Linked DNA regions of Homo sapiens: region 2 is linked to region 1. The links are chromatin contacts, found by Hi-C or POLR2A ChIA-PET in ENCODE. All regions are on one chromosome and are shown on one strand. The core of a region is the stretch at or near the end of the contact, and the rest is flanking DNA. Distances in the headings are between cores, read along the strand shown.

Evidence for each region. Hi-C counts contacts between places; a loop is a spot of excess contacts on that map. ChIA-PET counts read pairs that join two places held with the same protein, here RNA polymerase II (POLR2A). Pooled maps may share reads with other maps.
Region 2: a loop to region 1 is called in a map of natural killer cell, with 6 times the contacts of the local background. The contact joins the promoter of LINC01599 here to the enhancer-like site in region 1. A Hi-C loop is called at or near these places in 19 of 168 maps with a recorded cell type or tissue (B cell, CD14-positive monocyte, CD4-positive, alpha-beta T cell and 12 more), 31 of 37 single-sample maps with no recorded cell type and 23 of 50 pooled maps. POLR2A ChIA-PET finds 5 or more read pairs at or near these places in 25 of 52 experiments (B cell, CD4-positive, alpha-beta T cell, CD4-positive, alpha-beta memory T cell and 18 more).

Annotation. Positions count from the first base shown.
Region 1 is chr14:50,059,633-50,065,442 of GRCh38, reverse strand. The region is part of intron 2 of LINC01599 (long intergenic non-protein coding RNA 1599); the gene reads left to right. Among named protein-coding and RNA genes, the nearest start is that of LINC01599, 43 kb to the left of the region's middle. RefSeq lists enhancers at 119-478, 849-898, 3,134-3,203, 3,694-3,873, 4,074-4,363 and 1 more. Within about 2 kb of position 4,307, at least 35 of the 41 ENCODE cell types and tissues checked have a DNase peak (open chromatin) inside an H3K27ac peak, as active enhancers do; they include B cell, CD14-positive monocyte, CD4-positive, alpha-beta T cell and 6 more, where a contact is called at or near this core.
Region 2 is chr14:50,102,053-50,108,367 of GRCh38, reverse strand. It overlaps LINC01599 (long intergenic non-protein coding RNA 1599), which reads left to right and starts at 3,325. Exons shown (of 9, transcript NR_131171.1): 1 at 3,325-3,371. It also overlaps a transcript of VCPKMT not described here.

The DNA.
Region 1 (5,810 bases), core at 3,058-5,557:
GTCTTAGTATAAGTTTGAATGTTTTATTAAAATGGAGAAAACTGAGTGTTTGGTTTTGGTTGGGGGTGAAACCCATTGGGAACAACTCTATGGCATATCAGGGCTTCTTTCTGAATGAATTTCTAGATTTACATCTCTTCGTGGCTGTGGTCATCATTAGTGCTGTTTACCAGATATTTCCAGTTCCCTTTCTACTGAGTAGATAGTAGATCCATTTGTCTTTGAGCCACTAAAATTAGGTGTGGCTATGTGGCTTGCTTTGCTGATGAAATGTGAACAGAAGTCATGGGTTTCGCTTTCAGGCAAAAGCCTGAAGAACCATCACATGCTCTCCCCGTGGTTCCTTTTTGGTGCTACGGTAGTGAGTAATAATCTAGAGGGTGGAGGCTGGCTAGCCTGTGTCTCTGGATGAGGATGAAGTGGAGTAGAGACCTTGCTGATCCATGAGGGACATGGAAGATGAGCAAGAAACGAGCCTTTGTGGGTTTAAGCCATGGAGATTTACAAAACCTTTTATTATTGAAAATTTCAAATATATATGTATATATACAATACAATATATATATGCATATATATAATATCAAACCTGTTGTACCCATTACTCAGCTTCAGCAATGATCAGTGCTCAAATATCAATGATCAATGTGTAAAGCCTCTGTGATTTGGAAATTTTTTGTTGCTACAGCACAACCCAGACAGACCCCACCGAAAATGAGAGGAAAGAATGTGGTTTTACAGAAACATGAGACGAGCGACAAGGAGCTAAAGAGAGTGGACACAAAATGCTTGAGATTTGATTTGTATGCTCTATTTTTAAAAATGTGTATGCTTTTAGTAATTCAGGAGAGCTGAACATCTGCTTGAATTAGTTGAAGTAAAAGATGCTTGTCTTAGTCCATTTGGGTTGCTAGGACAGGAATCCACAGACTGGATAGACATTTATTTCCCACAGTTCTGGAGGCTGGGAGGTCTGAGATCAAGGCGCTGGCAGATTTGGTGTCTGGTGAGGGCTGGATTTCTGGTTCATAGAGAGCGCCTTCTCCCAGAGTCCTCTTGTGGCAGAAGGGGTTTCTTTCATAAGGGCTTTAATCCCCTCCATTAAAGGGCTCTTCAGGGCTCTGTCCCCAAGACCGAATCACCTCCCAAAGCCCCACCTCCAAACACCGTCACCCTGGGGCCTAGGATTTCCACCTGTGAATTTTACCTAGCATTGCTGGACACTCAGAGTGGGCCTGCTTTGTGGACTCCTGTCCCTTCATCTCCACCTAAGGCCACCTCCTCCAGCTCACCCTCCAGCACTCCTGGTAGCTGGCACTTAGCTTCTCATGAGCTCTGCGATGTGTTTTCTGTGGAGAGAGATGGAAGCCCTGTGGCCTTGTGCAGGGACCTACCTCAGCTTTCTGGGCCCGGCTTTGCACATCTGGCCTCATGAAGGACGTGTAGCTGCTGCGGACTTCAGGGGCAGCTCCAGAGAGTTAGGCCTGCTGAACGGTTAAGTCCTGTTCTTTCCACAGAGCCAGTTTGATGTAGTGCATTTTAAGTCACACGGGGACCTTGAGGCACATGTTTTGTTATCCCTTAGGTATACTTGTTGCAATGATAGTAGTGTAGCAAAATATCCCAGCAAAACCTCCACTGGTGGCTGAGCCCACTGAGGACCTGTGTTTGCTGGGTTAACTTTCTCTCTGTGTAGTTCCTAAAGGACCGGAGTGTGTTGCCCAGCTACCCATGCTTTTCTGCTAGTCTACTGGACTGCCACGGAGCTGGCACTGCTACTGTTATTCTGATTTTGTAGTGTAGGTAATTGGGCAAGTCTCCCCTCTACTCTTCTTTGTAAAAGTTAATTATTTCTCCATTGAGTTTCTCAAAAAGAAATCCAGTTGGAATTTTGATTAGCATTGCATTAAATTTATAGGTTCATTGTTCATATAACTAGGTCTTTATAAATGTCATCCAAAGTAAGTCATCTTACATGAGGTCATCCTACCCAAAATGTGGAATGTACTCTATTTATTCAGATCATTTTATGTTTCCTTATTAGAATTTAAGACATGTTTTTAGAAGTTTTGGGTATTCTTGGCTATTACCTAGATATATTTTGTAATTCTTGCTGCTATTGTAAATGGTATCTTTTTAATAATATTTTTCAGCAGTTATTGTGGGTGGACAGAGATGTTGTTGATTTTTGCAGGTAGATTTTGTGTCTGGTGAACTTGCTGAACCTTCTGAGTTCTAATTGGTTTGAATCTGTTTTTTCTTTTTCTTTTTTTGAGACAGGGTCTCTGTCACCTAGGCTGGATGCAGTGGCACGATTTTGGTTCACTGCAACCTCTGCCTCCTGGGCTCAGTTGATCCTCCCACTCAGCCTTTGGAGTAGCTGGGACCACAGACATGTGCCATGATGCCTGGCTAATTTTTTGTAGAGGTAGGGTTTTGCCATGTTGCCCAGGCTGGTCTTGAACTCCTGAGTTCAAAGCAATCTGCCCATATCAGCTTCCCACAGTGCTGGGATTACAGGCATGAGCCACTGCACTGGGCCTGAATCTGTTTTTTCTAAATTGACAGGTTACTTTGTTTTTTTACTGCTACAGTAAGAAGCACCCTCCCCCAACCCCAGTTAATCTCTGTGATAGGTGGGGGTGGGGCTTAGGGGAAGGGTGACTCACTAGACAGGAGTTGAAAATGCCTGGGTTTTTGTGACACTAACATCTGTGTCCTCCATAGATGGAGCTCACATCACGGAGCTCATGAGAAGCTGAGTGCCAGCTACCACACACACATTCAGACATTTGCTGTCGGGCCACGGGCCATGCTGATGGAGAAAAGGTAGCCTAAATTCTCTGGTAACGGGGGTGAGAGAGAGAGAGAGAGATGTGGCGATGAAAATAAAGAATAAGGAAAGGAATAGCGACTTCAGGGGACTTTGCCTGGGTTGGGGCTCAGGCCGGGGCCTGGGAAGTATGAGAGACAGAGGGTGATAAAAGGGCATCAGGTGTTAGAGAGCAGCTGGACCAGAAGACCCACCATCCGGCAGCAACACCCAAAGACCTTTGGTCACATAATGTGGGGACGGGGAGGGAGGAGCTCTGGCACTGGAGATAGCCTTGGGCACCTGGCAATGCCCTCCCGCCCCTTCCCCGCTGACTAGTTCACAGAGGCCTTGCCCCATGCCACTGCACTGCCTTGACACTGACACACAGCACTGCCGGCCCAGGGACTTCTCAGGGTCCAAACCTCCTACATTCCCAGGGCTCCCAGAAATCAGAGCTGAACCCACAAGGCACACAGAGCTGGGCCTCTGAGCTGGCTCCCAAAAAGAAGTGTGTTGAGGGAAACATTCTCAGCAACATTGAGAATGTTTTCACTGGACCACTGTTTACCTTGTTTAACGAGAAGCTGTCACTAAGCATTAAGGTTTCTTTGATTTGGAGACTTCTCTGCACACCAGAGAACCAGTGGCATAGGGTTGCCTCCTGCTCTGCACAGTGTCTTCCGGGGCTGCTGGTGGCAGGATGTGGCGGCCTGGTTCAACAGCTGTGATTAGTGACCCTGATTGTAGCCGCTAGCTGAGTGATTGTAAAATCAGGAAGTGAGGAGGGTTTTGTGTTCCCTCCTGGCCCCTCCTGCAAGGAACTCTGGATGGAAAGGTGAACTTGCTAAGTGCAGTTGTGCTTTGCTGACATCTGCTCCCGTTTTTGCCCCTTCACTGCTTTTAATGAATTCTGGGTTCAGGCACCCTGAGCCCTGAACGTATGGAATCTGTCCTGGGAGAATCTGTTTGTTTTATAGAGGTGGTGATGAGCAGAGGCATCCAGGCAGGTCTATTCATGTGGGAAAGCAGAGAGTTGCCCTGGATCCTACTTAAGGCCAGACCCTTCAGGTCTCCAGAGGGGACAGGCCTGGCACTGTCTGTAAGCAACTCTCGAAGAAGCCAGACTTTTCCTGTAAATGTATAACCAAAAAAAAAAAAAAAAAAAAAAAAAAGACTATTTTGGAGCAAAGAAGCCAGAAAAAGGGCTAATGGGGGATGAGAGCGTAAGCCTGGCCCAGTGACCCAAATCCTGAGTTTGTGGAGGTGTTTACAGGGGCTGAACGGCCAGGCCCAGGCTGGCCCCAGGGAACCCCCAAAGGCCATGAGTGAGGCCTGCGTTTTGGGGTATGCTCCTTGTTTCCTGTGCCGGCCTGTCTCCACATGCTGGGTGGTTGTGAAACAACGGCTTGCAGTGACTCAGCTTTATAAATAGGACATTTACAGTGAAAATTACAGGAAATTCCCAGAGTCTCCTGCGGGGGCTTATTTTAGGTGTGTGGCTTACACAAGTGAAACCCCAGCCACCCTCTTCCAGCCTCTTCTCCCTGCAGCATCCTTGGGTATCTGATTTGAGGCAATTGCTTCTGTTCTGTGACAGGAAACCACCCCAGGAGGTCTGAGAGAAATGAGGAAAGGAGGCGTCCATCTCCAGCCCCATTCAGACACGCTCCTGGGAGAGAACAGCTCACATTTGGCTCACGCTTCTCATATGCCGAGCGCTCTGCTGTGTTACCTCAGTGACTTTCACTGACTCCCAAGGAAGTGATGGGGATGGGGAAACTGGAATTCAAACCCATTTCCAACTCCCTCCGGATCTCGAGAGATTAACCACAGACACAACTTTTCCTGAACACAGAACAAGAAGGCAAAAGGAAGCAGAGGTCCCTGTTTTCAGGAGAGGACAGGAGAAAGGTGCCAGTACCCTGGCCTTTGGTTATATTTCCCTTTCCCTCTTCAGTAACACATTTCTTGGCAGGACATCTTTTCTGGAAAACCAGACTTGAGCTTGGAGTGGCTCAACAGCCCTTGCTGTAGCTAGGTTTGATGGAGAAGCTGAGAGAGCTGCCTGCACCCGGGTAGGAGGCTCTGTCATGGAGGGGCTCAGGCCATTGCAGGTTTAGGGCCTAAATGTTGTGCAAATATTTGCCCAACAACTCCCAGTGTGCCTTGGAACAAGCAGCAGGAGCGGCCCTGGCTGAGTCCCTGAAGAGAAACGTGGATGTGATGACTTTGAATGGCTCCCAGCTTCTACTTCCTCATAATTTGCCAGGATCTCTGTCGCCAACGAGCCTGGTTACAAGGAGAGGGGGCTCCGTGCTAGCCTGCTAGGCATGATGGAATCTTCCGCATTCTCCAGATGAAGCCCGCACACCCATGCCTTCATCAAGCAGCAGGCACTGCCAATGCGTTTTTGAGCTACAGATTTGTATTCCCAGCAATCTGTGAGATTCTCCCCCTAGATCCTCGCAAAGCTTCTGAATTTATCGAGTTCAAAACAGAACACCCAAACTGGCTTGTCTTGTATTCTCTTTCAGTTAAGGCTGCCTTCCCTAGTCCCCCTAGTTAGAAACCATTGGCTCATCCTTAACCCTCTGCTGCTCTGCCCTCTCCCTCCCGAGTCTGATTGATTCTCCCTCCTAGCTCTCCCCTCAGTGCCTGGAGTGCATGGGTCTGACCCAATGGGTGGTTGGCAGGGGTAGGAGTGGGAGTTGGGAGGAGCACATGACCCAAGCTGAGCTCATTAGATCCCAGGGTTTTTCTAGCTGCAGCAGGCTCTTTTCTCTCTAGATGCTTGCTGGAAGGCTGGGAATCCAGAGGGGCCTGTGGCCATGCATCTGCAGCCTGGCAAAGCCTGCCTGCAGCAGCGAGGGGACATGCTGCAGGGAGAAGCCATGATGAGTGGTGGAGAGAGACTTCCTGAGGGGACAGAGCTCCCAGTACAGCTGTCCCCAAACCAGGTCCACCCCCTGCCCCCATCCATCCTTCACAGGCCACCAGG
Region 2 (6,315 bases), core at 2,076-4,575, 44 kb before region 1:
TAGCTGTTATTAATGATGTCTTAGGACAAATGACCACTTTTTAGCTTGTTTTATAACATGAAATTTGTAAAAATAAGTTTGACCTTGACTATAATAGTCCACCCAGGTTCCTTAAATGTCTTTTCACCCTCCAGTTTTTATGCCCTCCTGCTTTCTCTTTTTTTTTTTTTTTTTTTGAGACAGGGTTTTGTTCTGTTGCCCAGGCTGGAGTGCAGTAGTGGCACAATCTTGGCTCACTGCAACCTACTCTTCCCAGGCTTGGGTGATCCTCCTACCTCACCCTCCTTAGTAGCTGGAACTACAGGTGCGCCACCACAGCTGGCTAGCTTTGTTGTATTTTTTGTAGAGTCAGGGTTTCACCATGTTGCCCAGACTGGTCTCAAATTCCTGGAGCCAAGTGATCCACCCTCCTTAGCCCCGGAAAGTGCTGGGATTACTAGCCATGAGCCACTGCACCTGGCCCTCTTTTAACACACACTATCTGTGGGTCTTTGGCCTGAAGTCCCCCTTGATTTTACTGTATGAAAACCCAGCTCTTTTAGTTCAGAAAAATGAAACTTCACTAATTTCCTGGAGGAGTCGGGCTGAAGTCGGCCTCTGTGCAGCTTTGCCAAAATCACACTCTTGCTTGACTTCCTCCCCCTTCCTGTTCGGCTATTCCCATTCCTTTACTTAACCTTGATAAATCATTTGCATACATTCCTCTCTGCTTCTGGAGAACTCACCTAAGTACTGACTGTAGAGGAAATTTGTAATTCAAAGTCAAATAGGCCCCACGCGCGGTGGCTCACGCCTGTATGCCGAGGCAGACGGATCTCCTGAGGTCGGGAGTTGGAGACCAGCCTGGCCAACATGGTGAAACCCTGTCTCTACTAAAAATACAAAAATTAGCCTGGCATGGTGGCGTGCACTGTAATCCCAGCTACTTGGGAGGCTGAGGCAGGAGAATAGCTTGAACCCTGGAGGTGGAGGCTACAGTGAGCTGAGATGGAGCCACTGCACTCCAGCCTGGGTGACAGAGCAAGACTCCGTCTCAAAAAAAAAAAAAGTCAAATAGGATATCTTTCTTGTTCTGGAATAAGGCCAAAACTGAAGTCAGGGTGCCAATCCTCACATTCTAAGATTCGACCACTGATGGTTAGGACCAGTGAATGCTACAGGGCTTACTGAAGGTGGCCAGTTCAGAGAACATGCTCCATCACCAACTACTATTCCACAGACAGCTGGGGAGCTCTGGAAGAGGTCTCCTTTCGGAGGAGTCCATTGTTAGGGAATGTAATTTAGTCTTTTGGGCTTTCGAATGTGGAGAGATAACAAGTTGTACCTGCACTCACAAACCACAGGAGGAGGCTGGGTGAGGTGGCTCATGCCTGTAATCCCAGCACTTTGGGAGGCCAAGGCAGGCAGATCACTTGAGCCCAGGAGCTTGAGACCAGGCTGGGCAACATAGCAAGACCCTGTTTCTACAAAACATACAAAAAATTACTTGGGTGTGGTGGTGTACACCTGTAGTCCCATCCATACTAGGGAGGCTGATGTGGGAGGTTCATCTGAGCCCAGGGAGGTTGAGACTGCAGTGAGCCATGATTGCACCACTGCACTCCAGCCTGGGTGACAGTGAGACCCTATCTCAAAAAAACAAAACCGCAGGAGGAAGGCCTGAGGAAGTAACTAGAGATTCAAGATGTTTGCAAGTATGGGAGACCAGTATTTCTCTTTCTGGCTGGATTTGTGTTTACCCACCAGCAGCAGATTCCGAAGCATGGAGACAGAATTAGAGGAGTGATGTGGGAACTGTAAGGCTGAGGGGTATTGAAGATGCACTCTGCCAGCCTGAGAAATGATGCATGAATTGAGGGTTAGAAGACTTCTGCAACAACATGAAGGAGGGGACGACGTGGTTTAAAAGGCAAGTGCAATGGATAAGGTGATGCCACTAGCTGGGGCTCAGCCAGGACACAGCTAATTCCCAAATCCCAAGGGACTGCCAATGCCTTGGCCTGTGGGCAAGTGTGGGTTGCCTCTGCACAATGGAGCTCGGAAACTACTTATCAGAATGCAGTTATAGCCAATTAGGGAAAGGGTTGCAACCCCATAGTAAGGCAGTGTTTCTCAAACCAGGCTGCACGTGGAAAATTAAAAGCACACAAAACCCATGTTCAGGCCCTATCCCAGTCCAGTTTAATCAGAGGCATAGTAGTTTTGTTAAGGGGTTCCAGATGGTCTTAATGTTTGCCTTAAATTGAGAACCACTGCAACAAGGAAACCTCTTTTATCCGTTTAGCATCTACTTCCCAAGGAGAAGAGAGCAAAGAAAGAAGAAAGTATATAAAAAGCAAACCATCTGTGAATAGAGTGGGCCCCTAGTACATACGGACAAAAAACCACTTGGAATCCGATGTGGAACCTTGTATGAAATAGGAGGTTTTAAAATAAACAGGACTGAACTTTGGAAATGGAAATAGACTATAAATATAATCTGAAAATTAGAGAATCTGGCCAAGAAGGCAAAGGTGATGCTACTCAAGAAGGAAGGGGGATTCAACAGTTAAAAATTGTTGCAGGTCCAGTCTCCAATGACTTGAGTCTCTTCTGTACACCAGTTATAACTTTAAACATCTTTGAGGTTGCATAACTTTGCATTTTAATCTGCCACAGTTTATAACCAAGGGTCCATGGATCATATGTTTGGTGAAGTTGGAAATGAAATTAGTTTTTTGTTGTTTTGTTTTGTTTCGAGACGGACTCTCACTCTGTCACCCAGGCTGGAGTGCAATGGTGTGATCTTGGCTCACTGCAACCTCCGCCTCCCAGGTTCAAGCGATTCTCCTGCCTCAGCCTCTGAAATAGTTGGGATTACAGGCACCTGCCACCACACCCAGCTAATTTTTGTATTTTTAGTAGAGATGGGGTTTCACCATGTTGGTCAAGCTGGTCTGGAGCTCCTGACCTCAAGCAATCCACCCTCCTCAGCCTCCCAAAGTGTTGGGATTATGTGCGTGAGCCACTGCACCTGGCCTAGGTTATTTTAAAGTAAGAACTATTAATCCAGAATGTTAGTGGGAATTTTTTTATACACAGCATATCTTTTAATTTTTTCTTACCTTTCTTGAAAATTTCCTTGTTAAATGATGCAAAATATGATATGACAGATTATAGGTATTTTAAAGAAGAGTATGGGTTATAGAAACATCTGTTGTTCTAAAGGCCACCTGTAGATGGCATTGCTTGACTTTGTCTTTAAATGTTTTCTAGAAAGGAAGTTGTTAAAATAGAATCTACTTTGAAATGCAATCACATTTTAAAGGTGAACGAAATTAGATTAAAAAAAAAAGCCTACCTTTTGAGTTACTTTCAGAAGATAACACAGGGTAAGTAAAACAAGTTTTTTTCTTGTAAAATTGTATTTGGTTTATCTTTCTGTTTCTTTCTGATATGCCTTTTGAATATCATTCAAAAAGCTACGTTACTACAATTCATAAAATGTTTTCTCTGCTATTGATATCTTCTGTGAAAAGAAGACAGATATTTAAGAGGCTAAATTAATTCAAGTGACGTTCTGAAAATTAAAATTCACCTTGAAAGTACCTTTCACATAATCATGATTTTACATCTGAGACACTTAAAACTTCTCATTTTAATTAGTTTTTCAAAGCAGTTTTTTTTTTTTTTTTCAATAGAGTAAGTGGTAGTTCTTACTTCTGAAGGCTGAAGCTGTGTCTTTGGTTCCCACAGTCCTGTAGGCACAGGCCAGGTATTTGACTTCTGGGTTTTCTTTTTTCTTAGGAAACATCAGGATTTGAAAGAGTTTTGATTCATTGATAACAAACATTGTTAGAGGAGAATATTCAGTTTTCATACCATAAAGACCTTCACTCTAATAGAAATACAGAAAAAGAAAACTGTTGCAACGATATCTTACTGAAAATTAATGGAAAAGCTAAGTTTTTACTTTCCATAATATTGGGTAGGAAAGCAATAAATTCTCAAGGCATTTTCACCAGTTAAAGTTTAAACCATTAGATATTTGGGGTTGTTCAAGACATTGAAGTTCTTATGTGTTGGTGAAGTTCTGTGAATATCTAGTGAGTCCCTATCAACTGTGAGATACATTCTAAGTCATTGATTATTAATGACAAGATGCTATCATTTGCAAATGATAAACCTAAAATATGGTACAGCAGATTATCTCCATGATAATATTTTGCTCACGTGCATTCTGAAAACAGTGTCAGCACAGAGGCTCTGAGACCAGATTATCTGGGTTTGAATCCCAGTGCTGCCACTTACTAGCTGTGTGACCTTGAAGTTACTTAAACTCTGTGTGCCTCAGTTTCCTCATATGTAAGGTAAAGATCATAATATCTTATAGGTTGCTGTGGAGATTAAATTAGTCAAATACATGTAATGTACTTAGGTACTAGGCACATAGTAAGTGTTCAATAAATGTGACCGTAGTTGGGGTGGAATTACAGGTGGGCACTTGGAAAATATGCATAATGCAAGTCAGTTTTATCTGTTGCAGTGTGAAATCTGGGCACCTTTTTGAGAGTATAGGATGCATGTAAACATTGCTGCCCAGTCACGGTGGGAATGGCAGCTGGGATGGGAGGAAGTTGAGAACATTGTTACACAACATGTACTGTTATTTAAACAAATAACAATCTTAGAAAAATAAAGAAGATACGGGGAAGAAAATTTTTGTTCACTGTTCATTTTTACAGTTTGAAAGCAACTGCCACGAGCATTCGAAGGCCAATAGGGACAGAGCAAATCCTCGTTTCTAAATATGGGAGCCTGGGTTTGCTGGCTGGAGCTCCAGGATTAACATTCCACCGCCCTGGACCCTTACTCAATTCCTCCTTCCACGGTTCTTTGCTAAACCTGAGACCAGATGGGTAGCAGGCCATTAAAGTACAGCAGAAAGTCATTTTTCTGAAGTCTGAGACTTGATCTATCTGCATAACAATATTTTCAGAGTTTATATTTATTAACTCTAAAAGAGCAATGTGACTTTAAAATATGTTTGTAGCAGTTGTTTCTTGCCTAAATAATCTTTCACTGTGTAATGAGTGCGTGTGTGGGATGCAGGACTTAACTAATTCCTCAGGCTAACTGACCATGTCTTTTACTAACAGACAAGAATGACAAAACCTTGGATTGTGTCTGTTTCTCCATCAGCCAGTGTAAAGTGGCACATAGGCTTTACTTCAGAAGGGGTGTGCAATCTTCCCTGGGCCACACTGGAAGGAGAAGAATTGCCTTTGGGCCATGCGTAAAATACACTAGTGATAGCTGATGAGTTTTTAAAAAATTGCAAAAAAATCTTATAATGTTTTAAGAGGGTTTACGAATTTGTGTTAGTCCACGTTCAAAGATGTCCTGGGCCATATGCGGCCCATGAGCAGTGGGCTGGACAAACTTGCTTTCTGCTTCTGCGTTATATTAAACTTGCAAGGCCTTTCTGTTTGCAATTAATGGAAAATATTGTCATGAATACTCAATAGGTGGTCTTCATTTTTAGAAACCTTTATACATTACCTATAATACAGTAACTTATTTTGTTGAATTAATTCACATTTTTTAATTTTCACAGGTTGAAAACAAGGATATTTCTTCCTTGCAAAGCAAAATTAAAATGTTTGTAAAAGATCTGGCCTAGATGCAGTTTTTATAGGCTTAAACGTTTGAGTAGTTAACAAATTCCTTTCAGGTTATTAGTTCTAATGAGGTACCACTGACAGCTTTTTGATGGGTCAGTGCTGTTAAATGCTTTTGGGTTTTTTGTTGTTGTTTGTTTGAGACAGAGTCTCACTCTTGTCACCCAGGCTGGAGTGTAGTTGGTGCAATCTTGGCTCACAGCAACCTCCACCTCCCAGGTTTAAGCAATCTTCCTACTTCAGCCTCCTGAGTAGCTGGGATTACGGGCACGAGCCACCATGACCGGCTCAGTTTTATATTTTTTGTAGTGATGGGGTTTGGCCATGTTGCCTAGGCTGATCTCAAACTCCTGAGCTCAAGCAATCTGCCTGCTTTGGCCTCCCAAATTGCAGGGATGAGCTACCACACCTGGCCTTGAGTAGTTTTTTTAAAAGTTACCTTTAACTCAGATTTGTTAATCTGCTGAAGTCCAGGCATTAACGATGTGAGTTCCAGGTGCTTGTGTTGGTTCATGATTGTTTGACAAATCATTGCCAGAGTTTTAGGTATACAGTACAAACAATCTCATGTATCTACATTCAGTACTCAACCTTGTTCTTTTAAGGAATGTGTCCTGATAACCTGCTTGTGCTTCATGCACAGTACAGCAATGTA